2 separate regions of the Homo sapiens genome follow, and region 1 is linked to region 2. Evidence: chromatin loops called from intact Hi-C (ENCODE). Cell type or tissue: Panc1. All regions are shown on one strand. Each heading gives the region's core, and the rest is flanking DNA. Links, peaks and the distances in the headings are about the cores only. Region 1 holds the start of LOC124901590 (a long non-coding RNA gene). Region 2 overlaps PHF14 (PHD finger protein 14).

The links. Hi-C counts contacts between places; a loop is a spot of excess contacts. Peaks named below come from ENCODE experiments on the same cell type or tissue, not always from the same donor. Only the 100,000 strongest peaks of a DNase experiment are listed, where the experiment ranks them.
Region 1: a loop joins it to region 2, with 2.7 times the contacts of the local background. A loop is called at or near these places in 3 of 110 quality-filtered maps.

Annotation. Positions count from the first base shown.
Region 1 is chr7:11,338,654-11,345,528 of GRCh38, forward strand. It overlaps LOC124901590 (a long non-coding RNA gene), which reads right to left and starts at 2,789. Exons shown (of 3, transcript XR_007060212.1): 1 at 2,695-2,789; 2 at 1,613-1,746; 3 at 1-1,528. In Panc1, for the core only: CTCF peaks have their summits at 5,358 (motif pointing left) and 5,559; a DNase peak (open chromatin) is centred at 5,348; H3K4me3 peaks cover 205 bases.
Region 2 is chr7:11,071,676-11,079,351 of GRCh38, forward strand. The region is part of intron 16 of PHF14 (PHD finger protein 14); the gene reads left to right. Among named protein-coding and RNA genes, the nearest start is that of PHF14, 100 kb to the left of the region's middle. In Panc1, for the core only: no CTCF peak of the experiment used is centred there; no DNase peak of the experiment used is centred there.

The sequences.
Region 1 (6,875 bases), core at 4,376-6,875, 270 kb after region 2:
AATATAAATATTGAGAGAGAACATGGCTGTTATCAGGTTAGGAAGGCCAAGACTTGTAGATAAGAATCAAACTTTGCATCCCTTGACATTGGATATTGGGCAGTCTCCGGGCTGACAACTGGGAGGTGAGACACAGCTTCCAAGACACTTTGTTAATGTGTCTTGTAAATGGTTTAGAAAAGTCTAGGTGTTATCTAGTAAGAGCAGGTGATTTTGACAACCAAAAAGTTGGGAGGGGAATATTTGTGGCATTAACAGAATGGTTTTTTCTATTTCTTGAAGCACTGTTACTTAATCTCTTAATATTAATATCTTAGTTCAAGGTATTTTAGCAAAAGGACAGGTATTTCATTAGGAACAGTCTGTTAAAGTAAAGAAAGAGGACAACATGGAGAAGCTCCTAACCTCCTTGAAAGTCCCTAATTACAAACAACATCCTTGAAGTTGTTTTGGAGATTTTATTTAGAACTCAGGTAAGCAGACTTCCAAAGGCCATATGGAAGAACTTTCTTGATTCTCACTTTTCAGTTGCAAACCTGTCTGAAAATGTTTCCAATTTAAAATAACGTTAATAATCCCTTAACTGGCAACAGATAGCCAGCCAGAGGAAGAATGGGGAAGAAAAGGTGCCTCGGGAGAGGGGGCTGACAAGGGTAATTGTGGCGGAGGGGGCAGTGACAGGATTCCCATTCCTATGGTTTTGTCTAGGGTTGGCTGCCCCACTCATAACCATTTCATATGTCTAATGCCCAAGGGTGGAAACCTATATTCTTTCAAACTTGATGAACAGCAATCAAGTTTTGTTTTTAATGCATATAGTCTACCACTTCAGTGGGATTTGAGAGACTTTCAAATTGAAGAGGAAAATTTAGCTGGCATACCTAGTATCAAGTCTGGCAGCATGTATGACACCCTTCTTAACCCAAGAACTACCTGATTTATCAATGTCTAACTTTCCAGACTTCTCGGGAGTCAATCAGTAATCCCCACCTAATGCAGAATGAATTATAGCATCTAGGACACTGGAAAAAGAAAAGAAATTCTTATGAAATAAAAGGGATGAAGAAGATTGCCAAAGGGGTTGGGGGCCGTGCCCGTGCATTGGGGATGCTGGTGGGGCAGGGTGAGGGGAGAGACGATGACAAGGAGTTCAAGGCAGCGAGAAGAAGGGGAAATCCTTTGAACAAAATGGCATGACAGCCCACTACATTTTCCCCAGGAGGAGGCTAATCCTCCTTGCAGCATAGAGCAATTTAAGAGTTCTGCTTTTTTCCTTGTTTCCTGTGAGGGATGGAGACTCCTCATTGCTGGGGTTTCATTATAAATGTGACCTCAACTGACATGGCATCTCTTAATAAGGGGCAAGTCCTTCATGTATTTTTGATAGTGCACCAGTGACAAAATCCCTCTCAGTTTAGCAGAAAAATACCGCAAGAGTAAATTGTCAATGACAATATCAGTATACTCACTGGGCTTCAGGGATTAAGTGAATAGCAGCCATGGCCAGACCCTGACATGGCTTCAGGCACTTAAAAAAAAAAAAAAAAAAGCGGTCAAATTAAAGCCACATATATGAGGGGAGGGAAGCCTTCCTACCCCAGCAGGGAGATACCTTGATTAAAGCTCAGTCTGACCTTCCTGCTTCATCTCCACAGAAATTGAGACACATTTCCTAAATGGCAGGACTTTACAGAATCATAATGAGCAAGGACCAGGATGCTTTGCGTTAAATTTCCATCTTCATTCCTGGAGCAGGCAAAGGAGAAAATAAGAGAAGGTCTCTATTATTTGTTATCAAAAGAACAATGCAGCCCTCCCCTGTTTCTTTTGTGCAGAGACAGAATTATCTATGAAACAAGTAATTCATTCCTGGCCCCTTTAGGTAGCTTTTTTTGCACAGCTGATTTCTTAGGTTATTATTACTTAGTGGATGCCAGTAGTTTGATGGGAAATCTCCTTTTTTGAGGGTAATAGGTATTAGTAAATAATTCACCCTGGAAAACAACCCAAGCTTCAGGGAATTTAAAACAAAAACAAAACCCAACAAAACAAATCTGTTTTATAGATAATAAGGGTAAAAAACAGAGGATTTTACTTTTAGGTTCTTTGATGTTTCATTAAATCAAAATTACTTAAATTACAAAATGCTTAAGTAGTCTATGCAGACAGTAAGATTTGAGATTAAAATAACTTTTACCAATTTGGAAAATATATTTACTGCAAAATTCAATTTTTCTTTTTGTGTGTTAAAATTAAAGACAATAAAAACTGAATTCTTATATTATTAATACCCTCCTAACTTTATTTCCATATGAACTATAGAACCTGGCACCTTTTTGGTACTCAGTCAAGATGAAAACATTGTAATTTAATTGCCTTGGAAACAAGGTTCTAAATTGTATAAATATATATATTTTTAAGTTGAAAACAGTACCTCTATCCATCGTATGTTTACATAAGCAGTACATGTTGCTGTAAGTTTTTGGTGAATATATACTCACCCAAGAGAGGAAGATAAATTTTCTGAGGGTAAACAATGCTTAATAAAGAGAAAAATTCTATCAGCTTGTGTAGAATGAGATTACATAATCTCGAACAGCTCTCCACTGTCCCCATTGTCATTTAACACATTCTTTATGCTGGGTCAGGTCTGTGTTCTTGCAAATGATAAGCATGTGTGCAGTAGAATCTCACCTGTGCCTGCATAGAGGAGGAATGTATTCTGTTCACATCAGTGTTCCCAGATGAAGCCAAACATGTTTGTGTTTAGCAGCCATTGGTATGAAAGGAAAAAAAAATCTGGAGTGGAGAACGGAAGCAAAACACACCAACGTACTTTTCAAAACTGAGGACGTGCTGCTCTCTTGTGGAAATCTGTATTGCCAACTTGTAAAGCCTGGGCTGAGTTGCTTATGATTTTCCTAGACAAGACCTGGTTTAAAGTGGTCCACTTTGTCAGAATCTCAGAACCATATCTGAAATTTGAGTGCCATCCATACACAGGATTTCATTCATCATCTTGATGCAGAATCAAATCTACACCTAAAGGCTAGACTTGACCATTGTTCTTTTAAAAATGTTCGTTACATCTTTGTATGCAATAGAGTGTCTGTTCTTTTTCTTCAACCACCTCCTCTTCTACCTGGCATTGGTGTCTTTGAGTTATTGTGAATAGAGTTTAAGGCTTTCTTGATACAATAAACTAGGGAAATCTGGACTTTTTTTTTTTAAAAAAACATAGTTAATTCATGTACAAAAGTTGAAATAAATGGTAGGCAAGTAAAAGTTTAAAAAAATTGTAGCCAACAGCTGAGGAGATGCAAAGGCAATGAAATTATCTTCTGTCTTCCCTCCATTTCCACCTCTGCTTTCAACTGTCCTTTTTTTACTTTAGCCTTTCCCTTGGCTCACAGAAGAGTTGGGATCATATTTATATACTTTGTCCTAACCTGAGATTTGCTGGGTATATTTGCCAATTTGTTTTTGTTGGGTAATTTGTATTCTTTATATATATTCTGGGTTCTAATCCTTTGTCTTGGAGGCACAATGGAAATAACTTCACTCAATCTCTTATATTTTAATTTTGTTATGCCTTTTGCAACAAAGTTATAAATTTTAATATTGCCAAAATTATTAATATTTTCCTTTATGCCTTTTAAGAAGACCTACCAAGTCCCCAGGAAAAATATATCCATTGTCTTATATTTTCCATATCAAACTTCTTAATTCAATATTTTCATTCATTCCATTCATATTATCCCAATGTATGCTTGTATGAGCATCTCTGTTCAAGTACGTATTTATTTTATAGATTTACAGTGGATTTATTGTACACTGAATTTCAAAACATAATACATACAGATTCTTGAACAGGAAATTTTCAGGTACACATTTAGTGCAATATAGATGGACAATTTGGATGATAAAGAAAGTATTTACTTTCTGTTGAAACGAATAACAATATTTGATTAGGTAAAAATATATAGTCACTAAGTTTTTGTAATAGCGTACGTGATGATGCTTGTATTCTATTCCACATTATTCCTAATGATGTGCTATTCAATGGCTTCTTTTTTCTTTTCTTTCTTTTTTTTTTTTTTTTTAGCATTTTGGCATTTGAGGATTATCTAAATTTTTATCATCCTGATTGACTATTTTTTAAAATTAGAAATTCATATCCTAAACTTCAGTCTGACATTCATAATGAGGCAGTCACCTGACACCATTCTCCTACATCTGTGGAGTTGCCCTGGTTTACTAATAAGAATTACAGACAAATATTGTGCTAGATGAATTCTTGAAAGGGGAGACTAAAGAATTAACAGTGTTTTCTAAGAATAAAATAAACAGCCTTCTTGACCCAGTAAATGAATGCCATTAGGTGATTTCTACTCAGTCTTTGTACTAGCAATTCAGTCTCAAATAGTGATGACTTTAGTGGAAGGATAAGGACCAATTATGAGAGACTCAGCGATAGTTCTTTGTCCTTGGGTTCTCAGGTGGTTTAGTGCTGCTGAGTTCATCTGTGGCATTCCTGAAATAACTGAAGCCTGAATTCCATTTCATAACCAGTACTGGAAAAAGTAAGGGTCCAAAGAGGAAAAGCATAGAAAGCCACATTAAGCAGTTACCTGCAATGCTACAGCCTGATGAGAGGCATGAGGTACTGTTACATGTCCTCTCTATTCTGGGCAAAAAGTGTTTTTCAGTTTCAAGTCTTTGTAAGGCTACACTTCCAGCTTTTACTTCAGTCAGAAAGAATCAGTGATGTGATCTCAAACTGCTGGGATTCTGAAATGGCCTAATTTTAATTCAAAGTAGTTTTCTTTAGCATAAAAAGATGAATCATTCAGTTAGCATAAAGTGGTATCTTGGGAGGTATAGGAACATGATCCATCTTCCATCTTGCATTGCTAACTGGTGTCTGTTTATCTTCCCTTCCCCTTCCATTTCAGAGGGCAGCAAAGCAGTTCTGTGCATTTTTAGATCCCCACTTTTGCTTGCCATGCATGTGAGCCATAAGCCAGAGTTGATCATCACAAGGCCACACTGAATCTGGTCCACTCACTGGTGGGGACTGGCTCCATGAGGGCTTGATTAATGAAAGCAAAGCAAGAAAGGGAGTGAGCTATACATCTGAAAATGCATGCTTAATAAAGATAGGAGAGTCTAGTCATTTTTTGTTTCCCCTTATCAGTCTCAGCTGTGATTCCTAAATCTTTCCCCGTTGCTTGTTTATATTTCCTTATTGTAGCGTTTTAAACCTCATTTTACCTTCCCATGGCCTTGCTTTTTCCTAGTCTTTTGGTTAATGTTCAGAAATTACACAATTTCGTTACATGTAGCATCCCAAGACTGCCATCTAGTGGAATAAATTGGTCAAGACAACTTTTTATGGTGATCGTTCCCAAAATTTAAATTGGGCACGGTGTCGCTTGAAACAGAAATTCCTCCTTTCATCACAGTTCAAAGCAATGTCTGGGCTCCAACTTATCAAATTCGTGTAGAGAAACTGAAAACTGCGTTTAATTGTCTAAAATGACTGCTGGATATATAACTATGTTTGCTGTTTTATTAAGTTCTGCAGAGCTTCTGAAGAGTTGTAATATTTGCTGTGAAAAGTGAGATGGTGAAACTAATGGAATAAATGGTTTTAGAAGAAAGGGTGAAATTAAGTGCAGGTGTCTTTCCTGGGAAGGATTAAAAATCACAGAGCCATTTTGTCCTAGAAAAAACTTTTTTCAAAAATACGTCGTCAACCTTCTCATTAACTGTATCACGTGGAGTATTTTCACTGTGACAGATGCTCTTGCAAAGACTAAAGGAACACGTAGCTATTCCTATGGTATAATATAGTATCAGATGGTTTTATTTATGTAATTCACTCATTTTTTTGCATAGATGAATGTATGTAATTATACAAGGGCATATTATTTGGCTTTCTTTGATCATCAATTAGTGATTTTTTTTGGAAGAAATTCGTCCTGATTGAATTCTGTGATTTTAAAATATAATTCTTGATTATAAAAGTAGCACAAGTTCATTACAGATAACTTGGAAAAATTCAGAAATAATTAAAGAATAAACAAGACACCTATAATTTGTTCTCCAGAAAAACCCTTTTTTATTAGTTTTATATATTTTCCTTCTTCAGACTTTAACCTCTTCATAGATGTAATATATTTACAATTTTTCTTTGACAAAATTTTAATCAGTTTGGTTCTTTTTAAAACTGATATTTCAAGATAAACATTTTTTCCACGTGATTCAAGAACTAAATTTTTAATGACTATAAAATAGTTTTCATAGTTTTATATGAGATTTATTTAACCAATTCTAATTACTAAAAGTAGAGGCTATTTCCAAATGTTTTTCTCTTATAAATAATGCCACCTTGAAGTGATGTGTATTTTGTTGAGAGTTTGATTATTTTCTAATGTCAGGTTCTCTTGAAATTTAAGGCTGTGGAGACACAATTCACCTCTCCGAAAAAGTGGAGCAGAGAAATACATTACTCTCCTTTGGGATTCATCAGCATTAAGAACAATGGACAGAAACAGAATTCACAACATTATGTGATGAATGTTTTTCTTCACATTTTATGAAATCTCCTGCTAGCCTTACTCTGCATTTACCTGTTAGACAAGCTCAGCTTTATGTTGTTGGATCACGAATTCCCTAAGAAGTGTGTGTAGAACAGGCTCCTTAATTTCTAGATGTACGTGATATATCTGTGGCTTCTCAAACATCAACTAACAAAGGCCCCTTGGCAGTTTTATTATGAAGAGCCCAAATGGATCCTCTTGTTTTTTATTTAAGTCAATTGCCCATTTTTCTGTCAGAGCTGCTAGGCAAAACAGGCTTGGCAAGTTTAT
Region 2 (7,676 bases), core at 2,149-4,648:
AGCCCCCATTTCCAGCGTCAGGCAACCACTGCAAATGTTCTTTTGTCACTGGTTTCTCATAGCCCTGAGACATGTTTCTGATTATGTATAAATTAGATTTTGTTTCCACAACTAATTTAATGCAATAAGAGAACTTCTAATTAAAGAAGTGTTAAAGTGACTCTCATATGAAAAAATTACACCATTTTATTCATTCTTCAACTCAGTACTTTTAATTTTGGATATTAAAAAAGTAAGCCTGCTAAATTTATATTAAGAGCCTAGATTCTATTACATTTCAAAGTGTCTATTATTTTGAGAGGCAGTACTGTAAAATGAATGATTAAGTATGAGGATTTATAACCATTCTGCTGAGTTGTATTAGTCCATTCTTGCATAGCTGTAAAGAAATACCCAAGACTGGTAATTTACTAAGAAAAGATATTTAATTGACTTACGGCTCTGCAGGCTGTAAGGGAAGCATAGCGGTTTCTGCTTCTGGGGAGGCCTCAGGAAACTTCTAATCATGGCAGAAAGCAAAGGGGGTAAAGGCATCTTATGTGGCAGGGGCCAGGGGCAAAGAGAGAGATGTGAGAGATGCTGTATACTTTTAAACAGCCAGATCTTCTAAGAACTCACCATCATGAGAACAGCACCAAGAGGATGGTATAAACCATTCATGAGAAATCTACCCCCGTGATCCAGTCACCTCCCATCAGGTCCCATTTCCAACATTGGGGACTATAATTCAACATGAGATTTGAGTGGGACACGTATCCAAACTATATCAAGGTTTTAAACCTTCTTTTGTTATTTGTGAACTCTGCTTTTATCTTGCCTGTGTTTTACCTTCATTATCTATAAAATAGCAATAAACAATAGTACCTACTCCATAGATTGTCTGGATGATTAAGTAATACCGTACAAGTAAAGGGCTTGGCACAGTGGACAAAAAATGGTAAAGGCTATATATATGCAAATAACAGCAACTCTGATATAACATATATAGTGCTTATTGTGTTTGTCAGTCTGTTTACATTGCTATAAATACCTGAGGCTAGCTAATTTATAAAGAAAGTAAGTTTATTTGGCTCATAGTTCTGCAGGCTGTTCAAGCAGCATGGCACTGACATCTGCTTCTGGTGAGGTCTCAGGAAACTTACAATCATGGTGGAAGGCAAAGGGTGAGCCAGTATATCACATAGAGTGAACAACAGAGAAAAGAGGAGGTGTCAGGCTCCTTTAAACAACCATCTTTCATGTGAACTAACAGCAAGAATTTGCTTATTCCCATGGGTTTAGTGCCAAGCATTCATGAGGGATCTGCCCCTGTGGTCCAAACACCTCCCACCAGGCCCACCTCCAATATTGGAGATCACATTTCAGCATGTTATTTGAATGGGAGAAACATCCAAACTATATACTTTCACTCCTTGCCCCCCCTCCCCAGTTTTATCTTCTCCACATTGCAAAATACAATTGTCCTTTATTAACAGTCCTCCAAAGTCTTTACTCACTCCATCGTTGATTCAAAAGTCCAAAATCCAGTGTCTTACTGGGGACTCAAGGCAAGTTCCTTCCATCTATGAGCCTGTAAAATCAAAAACAAGTTATTTACTTCCAAGATACAATGGTGGTACAGACATTGGGTAAACATTCCCATGTCAAAAATGAGAAATTAACCAAAAGAAACAGGCAGTAGGCCCCCACATATTTCTAAAACCCAGCCAGGCATACATTAAACCTTAAAAGCTTCAAAACAATGTCCTTCGATGCCATATCCTGCATCCTGGGCACACTAGTACAATGGGTGGGCTCCAAATGCTTTGGGCAGCTCTGCTGCTGTGGCTTTCCAGGATTCAGCCCCCTTGGCTGCTCTCATGGGTTGGAGTTAAATGCCTGTGGCTTTTCCAGGCTCAGGGTGCAAGCTGCTGGTGGCTCTACCATTCTAAGGTCTGGAAGGCAACAGCGCCCTTCCCACAGCTCCACCAGGTAGTTCCCTGGTAGGGATTCTGTGTGAGGGTTCCAACTCCACATTTCCCTTCCGCACTGCACTAGTAGAGGCTTTCTGTGAAGGCTCTGTCTCTGTGACAGGCTTTTCTGCCTGGACACCTGGGTTCCTCTGAAACCTAGGTGGAGGCTGCCAAGATTTTTTCACTCTCGCATTCTGTGCACCTGGAGGCTTAACAGCATGTGGAAAACACCAAGGCCAGATTGGTGGCCCGAGCTAGCTGTACCTGGTGATGTGAGCTGTACCTGGGGCTCTGTGCATCAGCTGGAGCTGGAGCAGCCAGGATTCTGGGAGCAGTGTCCTGAGGCTGAGCAAGGAAGCAGAGCCCCAGGCATGGCCTCTGAAAATGTTATTTTCTCTTAGACCTCTGGGCCTGTGATGGGCTGCACTGCCTGGAAGATCTCCAAAATGCGTTCAATGCCTTTCCCCCATGTCTTGGCTATTATCATTTGTCTCTTTTTTAGTCATGCTAATCACTTTAGCAAATGGTTGCTCCACAACCACCTTGAATTCCTCTCCTGAAAATGCCTTTCCTTTTTTTTCTTTTTTTCTTTTTTTTTTTTGAGACAGAGTCTTGCTCTGTTGCCCAGGCTGGAGTGCAGTGGCACGATCTCAGCTCACTGCAAGTTCTGCCTCCCGGGTTCATACCATTCTCCTGCCTCAGCCTCCTGAGTAGCTGGGACTACAGGCGCCTGCCACCACGCCCAGCTAATTTTTTGTATTTTTAGTAGAGGCAGGGTTTCGCCGTGTTAGCCAGGATGGTCTCGATCTCCTGACCTCGTGATCCGCCTGCTTCAGCCTCCCAAAGTGCTGGGATTACAGGCATGAGCCACCGTGCCTGGCCCCGTTAGTTCCAACTTTAAGTCATTTCCTTGCTCCTGTATCGATTCATAGGCTGTTATAAGCAGCCAGGCCACATCTTAACTGCTTCACTGCTTAGAAATTTCTTCTACCAGAAACCTGTGTTATCACTCTTAAGTTCAAACTTCCATAGATCCCAAGAACATGCACAAAATATAGCCAAGTTCTTTGCTAGGGCATAATATGGGTGACCTTTACTCCAGTTCCCAATAAGTTCTTCATTTCCATCTGAGGCCTCATCAGTCTGGCCTTTGGTGTCAATTGCTATCAGCATTCGGCCACAACCACTTAACAATACTCTAAGAAGTTCCAAATTGTCCCTTGTCTTCCTGTCTTCTTCTCAGCCCTCTAAACTCTTCCAACCTCTGCCCATTACCCAGTTCCCAAGCTGCTTCCATATTTTCAGATATCTTTTTTTTTTTTTTTTTTTAGATGGAGTCTTGCTCTGTCACCCATGCTGGAGTGCAGTGGCATGATTTTCGTTTACTGCAACCCCCATCTCCCAGGTTCAAGCAATTTTCCTGCCTCAGCCTCCTGAGTAGCTGGGACTACAGACACATGCCATCACACCTGGCTAATTTTTTGTATTTTTAGAAGAGACAGAGTTTCACCGTGTTGCCCAGGCTGGTCTCAAACTCCTGAGCTCAGGCAATCCTTCTGCCTCATCCTCCCAAAGTGCTGGGATTACAGGTGTGGGCCACTGCACCTGGCCTTTCAGACATCTTTATAGCAACACTACACTTCTTGGTACCAATTTTCTCTGTTAGTTGATGTTGCCATAAAGAAGTACCAAAGGCTTGCTAATTTATAAAGAAAAGAGGTTTATTTGGCCCACGGATCTGCCGGCTGTACAAGCAGCATGGCACTAGCATCTGCTTCTGGCAAGGCCTCAGTAAACTTACAATCATGGCAGAAGGCAAAGGGGGAGCTGGCATATCACATAGAGCAAGCAAGAGAAAGAGGAGGAAGCATCAGATTCTTAACTAGCTTTTGTGTGAATTAACAAGAACTCACTCATTCCCATGGGAAGGAAAGAGGTTTTTTTTTTTTTTTTTTTTTTTTTTATTATTATGCCATTCATGAGGGTTCTGTTCCCATGACCCAAACACCTCCCACCAGGCGCACCTCCAACACTGGAAGTCACATTTCAACCTGAGATTTGGAGGAGACATATATCCAAACTATATCAATATGTATCAGGTATCTTATATACATGTATTAAGTCATTTAGATACCCTATGAAATAAGTATTAATATCTCCTTTGAATTGATGAGGAAACTGAAGAATAGAGCTTAAGTAACTGCTTAAAAGTTGCATAGCTAGGCTGGGCGCGGTGACTCATGCCTGTAATCCCAGCACTTTGGGAGGCTGAGGCGGGTGGATCACGAGGTCAGGAGATCGAGAGCATCCTGGCTAATACGATGAAACCCCGTCTCTACCAAAAAAAATAAAAAAGTAAAAATTAGCCGGGCATGGTGGCGGGCGCCTGTAGTTCCAGCTACTCGGGAGGCTGAGGCAGGAGAATGGTGTGAACCCGGGAGGTGGAGCTTGCAGTGAGCCAAGATCGTGCCGCTGCACTCCAGCCTGGGCAACAGCGAGAAAGTTGCGTAACTAGAAAGTGTTGGAACTGAGATTCAGAGTTAGGCAGTCTGGCTACAGAGTCCATGGTTTTAACCTCTATAGTCTCAGCATAATTTACATTTGAACAGTGTGGTTGGTAAAACTTTCTTTGATAAATGTAATTTGTTAAAGGCTAAATGGTGGCATCCCTTCCGTGATCATACCTGCTGTTTTATTTTCTTTATTTTATGGTTTTCAATGATATATTTGTTGTTCTTTGAGGCTTCAGTGCTATAACCTCTATTCTTATAAGTATGCTGTTTAGTTGTATTTAATATTATTTTTTTAAAATGTACTGTCTGCTTTTTAACTTTAGATGTCATTGGATTTTTTATATTTTATTTTGAATGAAGACCATCGCACAGATTGGGAACTGAATCTTCTTTAGAGATGCTTATCTTGGATATTTTTTTCTTTTTCTTTTTTTTTTTTTTTTTTGAGGCAGAGTCTCACTGTGTAGCCCAGGCTGGAGTGCAGTGGCGTGATCTCAGCTCACTGCAACCTCTACCTCCGGGGTTCAAGCAATTCTCCTGCCTCAGCCTCCTGAGTAGCTGAGATTACAGGTGCACACCACCACACCCGACTAATTTTTGTATTTTTGGTAGAGATGGGGTTTTGCAATGTTGTCCAGGCTCATCTCTAACTCCTGTTCTCAAGCAATCCGCCTGCCTTGGCCTCCCAAAGTGCTGGGATTACAGGCATGAGTCACTGTGCCTAGCTTTCAAATATGGTTTTTTTTTTTTTTGGCAAAATTACACCTTTTTCAGATAATTCTAAGATATGTTAGTATCTCAATGGTATATTAATATAATACTAATATATATGTTGTACTTATGTTGTATGTGCACATATTAAAATGCCATGTGTCATGTTTAATTCATATATACTACATTTAATACTATCTATATTTATGAAAGTTGCTTCTTAGGAAATTCATAGTATGTTACCATCTACACTTTTACTCTTTTGGTCGTTAGTAATGTTCATTATGGTCATCTATTTACTAAATGCTTTTGTAGTCCCTTTGTCTTGTCTTAAAGATCAACACATATTATTGCTCTAATTATAAATTGAAGAAACCTCTGAATATATAGGCATAATTATGTAAAAATGTTAGAAACGTAAGCATTTGAATTAACCAGTAGTGCAAAGAAAAAAAAAAAGCCAGATTCAGCCGGGCGCAGTGGGGCTCATGCCTGAATCTCAGCACTTTGGGAGGCTGAGGTGGGCAGATCACAAGGTCAAGAGATGAAGACCATCCTGGCCAACGTGGTAAAACCCCGTCTCTACTACAAATACAAAAATTAGCCGGGTGTGGTGGCACGCGCCTGTAGTCCCAGCTACTCAGGAGGCTGAGGCAGGAGAATCACTTGAACCCAGGAGGCAAAGGTTGTAGTGAGCCCAGATCGCGCCACTGCACTCCGGCCTGGCAACAGAGCGAGACTCTGTCTTAAAAAAAAAAAAAAAAAAAAAAGACAGATTCAAGCACACTGTATTTGCATTTTGTGAGTATGATTTGGAGAACAGATATACCTCGTACATAGTCTCTTGTTTGCCTGTGAGCTTAGAGGTTGTTTTTATTATCATTATTACTATTACTATATTTTGAGAGGCAGGTTCAGTTAAATGAGTGGAGCAATACAAGGTAATAGACAAAGAATTGCAGTCACTTGAAATTTAGTAAGCTTAGCAAGTAAGAACATTATCTATCTCAGAATCTTCATAAAATAAATGTCAGTTTGTTCCTCAGTTGAGAAGTTTTGCACCATTAAGTTGCTTCTCTCTTCAGCGTGCATGAAACTGAGGCTTAAATTTCAAGAAGATATAACCTCAGAATTACATAACCTTAGACTGATCTTTTTCAAGTATTAAAATGCCTGAGTATATGTGGCATGTGGGTATTTTAGTTCACACTGTGGTATTTGAATAGAAATGCTTTCACATTTTTGTTTTCTGACGAAAGAGAAGAGAAGCTATCTAACCTCATTTTTTCCCCTTATTTATCCTTATTCACTTATTCTCTAGGTGGCATGTGTGTCATTAGCTTAACCCTTATTTTTCCCTTAATATTGTTGACATACATGGAGAGGTTTGTTAACTAGGAAAACCAGGATGATTATCCTGCCTCTTTTCTGGGCAGTGATAGTGCATTTAATATTTATCTTAGTGAATAACAGAATATGAACCTCACTTGAAAATTCGGTCAATAACTAACTAGGAAAAATGGTGGGGAGAGGGCATAGAGCTAAAATTAAGAGGTTGAAATTTTGGTTAAGTCTCTGCCAGGGAGAGGCTGTATAACCATGAGAAATGCAAATAACCTCTCTGCGAGCCAGTTTTCTCATTCATAGAATGAGCAATGCATTAGATTGATTTAAAAATCCCTTTTAATTTTCAAATTTCATGATTTTGTAATGCTTCAGAAGTTAAGAAGAGAAAGAAATTCAGAAATGCAAAGTATTATTCAGGTGTAAGGAATGTGAGTCATTTATAGAATAAGCCTCTCACCCAACAGTGCTATTTTTATTTGTATTATTGACCCATCGTATTTTTAAAGTTTTGTTCTTATTTATATATTTTTTAGACTATAGCTTTGAAAAACATGGGAATTAATTATAACGCAGTCACTTTTCATTTATTACTAATTGAGATAAGTTTGTAAGAAACATTTTGTAGTAGAAAATGTTTTAATCTGAAAAATTTGTCTTTTCCTTTCTGTAAAACAAAGTAAATTGAGCTTTTAAATGGACTAAAATATGTAGATTAATATGAATTATATTATCTACATAAGTATTTTTAGCATTTCTCATATTTATTATCTATGTAGCTACTAATGTATGATATATGGTTGCTTTTTATTTTAATTCTTAAGTGCCTAAATTCCTTCTGTGAAAGTTTCAAGGAGCAATTACATTTATCCTAAACTAAGATGAATTAAGGTTATCAGTTTTTGAATGAGCTCTAACTATTACAATGAACTTAAAAGGATTTAATCTAAACATACCTATATATATAGTATGTGCCCTTTCAAAAGGAGCTTCTTCTAATTCTGCTCTATGTCTCTAGACTGACCTCATGTATTATTAATAAAATATCCAGAATTAGGTTGTCTTTGTGAGATGGCTCGGTAGCTGGCTTTTGCCATGGCATATAAGCTGAGCGGTTATTCTAAATCACATCATTACTTTCAGCCAGATAACTGCT